Regions from separate parts of the Homo sapiens genome. Here region 2 is linked to region 1. Evidence: chromatin loops called from intact Hi-C (ENCODE). Cell type or tissue: GM12878. All regions are shown on one strand. Each heading gives the region's core, and the rest is flanking DNA. Links, peaks and the distances in the headings are about the cores only.

Region 1 (3,234 bases), core at 412-2,911:
CCGCCAGGTGGCATTCCAACATGAGAAATAACAAACAGATCTGTTCTGCAGTTTCAGAAAAATTCCACCAGGTGACTCACTAACCTGCGTACAGCCGTCCCCTTTATCCACGGTTTTGCTTTCTGCAGTTTCCGTTATCCACGGTCAACCTCTGCCAAAAATATTAAACAGAAAATTCTAGAAATAAACAATTCATGTTTAAAATTACATACTGTTCTGAGTAATGTGATGAAACCTCGCACCGTCCTGCTCTGTCCCGCCTAGGCTGTGAATCAGTACTTTGTCCACGGTATCCACACTGAATATGCTACCCCTCATTCGTCACTTAGCCATCTTGGTGATTAGATGGAAAAAGCCAGTATACAGAGAGCTTAGTACTATTCAAAAGTTTCAGGCATTCACTGGGGGACTTGGAACATATCCCCTGAAGATAAGGGTTGGCAGGGACCACTATAGTGGGAAAAACATATTTGTCCTGCAATTACGCGACAATTCTACCTGGTGGCACTCTAACCTGAGTAATAGGGAAGACCCTCATAAGCAATTGCAGGCAAATTCCATCAGGGGGCGATGTAATCAGAGTAATAAGAAAAACATATCTGTGTGCAATTACAAGAAAATGTTACTAGGTGGCACTCCAATCTCATTAATAAGAAAAACACCGCTACACCCCAGCCCGGACAACAGAGCCAGACTATTTCAAACAGAAAAAAGAAAAAAATCTCACCGGGTGCGGTGGCTCACGTTTGTAATCGCAGCACTTTGCGGGGGCCAAGGTAGGCGGATCACTTGAGGCCAGCAGTTGGAGACCAGTCTGGCCAACATGGCGAAACCCCATCTCTATTACAAAAGTACAAAATATGTCCCGGCGCGGTGGCTCACGCCTGTAATCCCAGCACTTTGGGAAGCCAAGGTGGGCGGATCACGAGGTCAGGCTTCTGAGACCAGCCTGGCCAACATGGTGAAACCCCATCTCTACTAAAAATACAAAAATTGGCTGGGCATGGTGGCGCGTGCCTGTAATCCCAGCTACTCGGGAGGCTGAGGCAGGAGAATCGCTTGAACCAGGGAGTTGGAGATTGCAGTCAGCTGAGATCACGCCACTGCACTCCGTCTCAAAAAAAATAAAAATAAAATAAAGAGTACAAAAAATTAGCCAGGCGTGGTGGTGTGCACCTGTAGTCCTAGCTACTCTGGAGACTGATGGGAGGATCACCTGAGCCTGGGAGGTGGAGGCTGCAGTGAGCCGAGTGCATGGCGCCACTGCACTCCAGCCCAGGCGACAGTGAGAACCTGTCTCAAAAAAAAAAAAAAAAAAAAAAAAAAAAAAAAAAAAAAAATCTGCCCTACAATCCTGCAATTTACATGACAACCCCACAGGGGGCATTCTAACATAAGAGATACAAAAATATATTCTGCAATTACACAAAATTCCACATGATGACACTCTAACACAACAAATTAAAAATTGTTATGCAATTATGTAAAAAGTCCACATCTAACATAAGAAATAAAAAGCCAGCTCTGCAGTTACATAAGAATTCCACAGGTGGTGCTGTAACATAATGAGAAAATTTGTCACGTGTCTGGAATTCTCTTGGAATTTAGTCAAGAACCATATTAATACATGGTGATAAACTTATAGAATTTATTTACTTGGTAAATTAAAATGTAAGTTAAAATTTAGTACATATGATTTGAATATATCTTAATATAGGGCTTATTCTTTGCATTTTAATGACTTGTTTGCACATTATTCCTACCAGTAGTAGATCCTCTGGGGCAGAAATCAAATAATCTAATTTTTCAATCTCCTCAACCTCTACTACAGTAGTTGATGCATAATAGGAAGAATGAATTAAAAACGTGAGGCTGGACATGGTGGCTCATGCCTGTAATCTGAGTACTTTGAGAGGCCGAGGTGGCAGATCACCTGAGGTCAGGAGTTCGAGACCAGCCTGGCCAACATGGTGAAACCCCGTCTCTACTAAAAATACAAAAACCAGCTGGGCGTGGTGGCAGGCGCCTGTAGTCCCAGCTACTTGGGAGGCTGAGACAGTTGGACGGGTAGGGGGAAATGTGATCAAGACTGGAATAACGATGTTCTTTTCAATGCCTTCAAGTTGAGATTTTTTTTAAAAAATAGTGAACTAAAACATAAGCAAAATTAAGTTTATTTTTAAAAAGTAAGACCTGTAGTCCTAGCTATTTGGGAGGCTGAGGTGGGAGGATCACTTGAACCCGGGCTGTAGTGATCTGAGATTGCACCACTGCACTCCAGCCTAGGCGACAGAGTGAGACCCTGTCTCAAAAAAAAGAAACTCAGTAAGAAAATTAGGTTTGATTGTGCTTTCAGAAGCTATTGAAACTATTTCAGTAACTTAGTTATTCAGGAACATGGTTTTCCAATTAACTGGGTTGATGGCCCAGAGGAGCCTGGAAAAGCTGCCTTTAGGGTCCCCACAGGATTCATCCCAGAAGGGAGTGTCTCACTCTGCCCAAGGCTGGGCTGCACCAGCAGCTGCAGAAGGACAAGGCAAGGGCCCGGTGATTTGCAGACCAGACACACTCGAGGCCAGGCTGGAGCTCGCTTAGGAAACCTGGGAAGCAGCCAAGCTCCCTTCCTGCCAGCTGGAGGCTCTTTCTGGTGCTAATTGCTGCCTCCTCCTTTTTGAGATCCCCCGAAGCCACAGAGTCCTGTTCCCTCATTCCATCAAAGCCTGCTTTCCTGGAGGCTCACCAGCTAATGTACCCCTGATTATTTCCAGTTCCACAGCCCGAAAGCTGTTTCTAAATCGGAAATCCGAATCTTCTGTCCTGACCGGCCTCTCCGTCTGACTGCCCTCAAGTTCACGGTCACACTGCTAACTTCAGGTCCAGTCTCCCTCACCACCTTCTGTTTTGCCTTTGGGAAGGGAATTTGCGTTTTCTTCCCAGCTAAAGACCTAAACTCCAAAGAAATCTCAAATGGTGGTGTTTTAGGCATCAGCCACTGATTAGGGATTGGTCAAAGACAAATCCAGGGCTCTTCCTGGCACTGGGCTGCGCTTTGGCCCCTGGTCTGCATTGCTCACACAGCTGGGAACTCCTGGGGCCCTGGGCTTTGACTCGCAGGGATGTTACAAGATGCCGTATTAGCCTATTTAAAAATCAAAATGGGTGTCCAGCGCCCTGGCATTCATGGTCTCTGTCATCAGTCACCGCTTCACACCCTGGAGCTTTGCAAAGCCCTGA
Region 2 (3,234 bases), core at 222-2,721, 140 kb after region 1:
AATTTCCCTGGCAAAGCTTAGCCTTTGTGAGTTATTGATGAAATTTTTCCCTCTTTCTCTCTCTCAAAGGCAGAAGTGGGGTAAATGGAGCATTGTGGATTGGGCTGTAGGAGGGTGGGTTATTGGTTGATTCCACAGGTGCAGGAGTAGTGAGAATTCTTAGTTGAAGCAGCTCCCACCCGCTTGCATTGAATCTTTCCTAAGAGGGGCTGCCCTTCAGCAGAATGTCACGTAGAGTTGCTTCTCACCCCAGATCTCAATTTCCTCATTCTTGAAGATTTCTACAAAAGAAACCTATGCCCTGCTTTTGCTTGCTCTCCACACCCCTGTAAGTGGGTGCTCCAGAAGACACGGAGGCCAGCAAGCCAGGACGCTTTGTTCTGATGGCTCCTAGCAACGGCACCTTCACACAACTCTCATGAGTCACTCTGAGCCCCTGTCTGGGGGCGAGCACGAGCACACTATACTGTCCCGAACGCCTGAGCGAGCCCATCATCTTCTCTTACAATTATTAACTCAGGTGGTCGTTTTGATAAGAAGTGGAAAAGTAGGGAAAACACTAGAGATGTCGCAAACTGCCTGCAGTGACAATTTTCCTTAAATATAGACGTTTATTTGAAGATATTTACCTAACTCTTCTAACCAAGATAACATCTGATCGCAGATAGCATAGTACCCTTTCAAACTTCTTAGTGTTATACACCATACACTCAGAACAGTGTATCTAACCTCAATCTACAGCTTGCTGAATTTTCAAAACCGAAACACACGCCTGCTGCTAGTAGCCAGATGATGAAACAGGGCTTTACCCACACCCCAGAAGCCCCCATCCCAATTGCTCCTTCCAGTCACAACTCTGACCCCCAAGGGTAGCCAATAGCTTGGTCCCTAAAGGCAGAGGTTCTTTCTTGCCTGTCTTTGGACTACATATAAATAGAATCATCCAGCATGTACTTTTTTCCTGTTTTCTTTCCGTCTGCATTACGTTCATGAGTTTTACCCATCTTGTCTCAGGTAGTTGGGAGACTGTTCATTCTCATTGCTGCATAGTGGTATAAATACACCAGAATTTATTTACTCATCTTCCTGTTGATGGACATTCAGGTAGTTTCCAGTGCAGTCTTGTTATGAGTGGTGCTGCTATAAACATTCAAGTTCATGTCTTTTCACCAACATGAGTGTACGTTTTTGGTGGGTATACGGTCAGGAATTACATGTTCAGCTCTAGGAGCTACTGCCAAACAATTTGTTTGTAGTTGTATCAATTTACACTTCCACCAGCAGTGATGAGAGTACCAGTGGCTCCACACTTTCTCCTAAAATGTACCTAAACAGGTGCCCCACCTGCTGGGGGATGTGGTATATGCTAGTGGCCAAAAGCCCAGACTCTAGAACTAGATGATCTGGGTTCCATTTCTAGCTTTATTATTTAATAAGTGTATGACCCTGAGGACCTTACTTAACTTCTCTGTGCCGCAGTTTTTTCACCTATAAAATGGCAATCATCATCATCTTCTTCATAGGGTTAAGAATTAAATGAACAAATGCATACAGATCATTAAGAATGGTGCCTAGCAGGGTACAGTGGCTCACACCTGTAATCCTAGCACTTTGAGAGGCAGAGGGCAAGCAGATCACTTGAGCCCAGGAATTCAAGACCAGCCTGGGCAACATGGCGAAACCGTGTCTCTACAAAATATTAAAAAATTAGCCAGGCGTGGTTGTGGGCACCTGTAGTCCCATCTACTCAGGAGGCTGAAGTGGGAGGATTGCTTGAGCCCTGGAGGTCAAGGCTGCACTGAGCCATGATCGTGCCACTGCACTGCAGCCTGGGCAACAGAGTGACCCCATCTCAAACAAAAACAAAAAACCGTACTTGGCACATAGAAAGTACTCCATAAATGTTAGATGTTATTTTTATCCAAATGTATTGAAATTAACAACCACCAGTGCAGTAAAGGAGCTGTACATCCTACTGTAAAAGAAATGGAACGTTTCCCACACAAACCGAGGAGGCAATCAGGTGAACGCCACAAGGGGTCTCTATACAAGAGGCGTGACAGCATGCAGTCTCTGACTATGTAAATCAAAGCGAATTCTTGAGAACTTGAATGTGCAAATTAAACCAGAATGTCAGCGCCCTGCAATATTTATGGCGAAGTGTGAACCCTGTATAGAAGCAATATAAATGACAGTCTTTGATTTTATTTATTTATTTATTTATTTGCTAGTGAGGCCAGTGACATATATTAAGTTAACTTACTATATATAGGACCTCAGTGAAGTGAATTCCTTACAAATCCTATAGACTTGTATAGTTTATCCTTTGGCAAACACTGTTTCAGGAATTGACATACATATGGATTTCAGTAAATAAATGTGGATTTCATCAACAGTCAATGCAAGAAAGGGAAGTGGTAGAGAAGAAATGATGATAGGAGAGTCATTGGGTAGGAAGTTCAAAGGCACGCAAAGCTGAGATGCACCCCATCACCAGGTGTAGGTCATTGAGCGGAATTGGTTTTTAATGGTAAACGTCAGCAAATACATTGCTTGTCTCTTTCAGGTTAGTGGGACTCAACCCTGACTGCATAGTAGAATCACCCGGGGAGCTTTCGCAACTGCAGGGGCCCAGCCTCAAATCCAGAAATTCTGATTCAGTTTGCTTGGAAGCAGGGCCCAGCGATTTCTTTTTCTTAAGTTCTCCAGGTGATTTGAGTGTGCAGTCAGAGTTGAAAAATGCTGCTCCTGGCTGGGCCTGGTGGCTCACACCTGTAATCCCAGCACTTTGGGAGGCCGAGGTGGGCAGATCATGAGGTCGGGAGTTTGAGACCAGCCTGACCAACATGGTGAAACCCCCGTCTCTGCTAAAAATACAAAAATTCGCCGGGCGTGGTGGTGCCCACCTGTAATCCCAGCTACTCAGGAGGCTGAGGCAGGGGAATTGCTTGAACCCAGGAGGTGGACAGGTTGCAGTGAGCCGATCATGCCACTGTACTCCAGCCTGGGCAACAGAGTGAGACTCCATCTCAAAAAAAAAAAAAATGCTGCTTCTTCTGAGAGGCAATAGTGACAATGCTGCTGGTGTCTTCTGAGTGGTTATCTCTTCCAGTGGGGCAGCAGAGTGAGATCCTGAGTAGTTTCTATGGCATCTGCCTGCTTTGGTCAACTAAAGCTCCAAACACTGGCTCAACTGGTTTTTATCTGGTGGATTTTCTTTCATACCTGGCACCT

Evidence for each region. Peaks named below come from ENCODE experiments on the same cell type or tissue, not always from the same donor. Only the 100,000 strongest peaks of a DNase experiment are listed, where the experiment ranks them.
Region 2: it touches region 1 in a loop (2.4-fold over the local background); 3 of 110 quality-filtered maps call a loop at or near these places.

Annotation. Positions count from the first base shown.
Region 1 is chrX:19,332,538-19,335,771 of GRCh38, reverse strand. No RefSeq gene overlaps it. Among named protein-coding and RNA genes, the nearest start is that of PDHA1, 9.8 kb to the left of the region's middle. In GM12878, for the core only: CTCF peaks have their summits at 551 (motif pointing right) and 1,445; DNase peaks (open chromatin) are centred at 561 and 1,421.
Region 2 is chrX:19,192,592-19,195,825 of GRCh38, reverse strand. No RefSeq gene overlaps it. Among named protein-coding and RNA genes, the nearest start is that of ADGRG2, 72 kb to the right of the region's middle. RefSeq lists an enhancer at 1,016-1,115. In GM12878, for the core only: a CTCF peak has its summit at 1,338 (motif pointing left); DNase peaks (open chromatin) are centred at 617, 845 and 1,165; H3K27ac peaks cover 1,852 bases.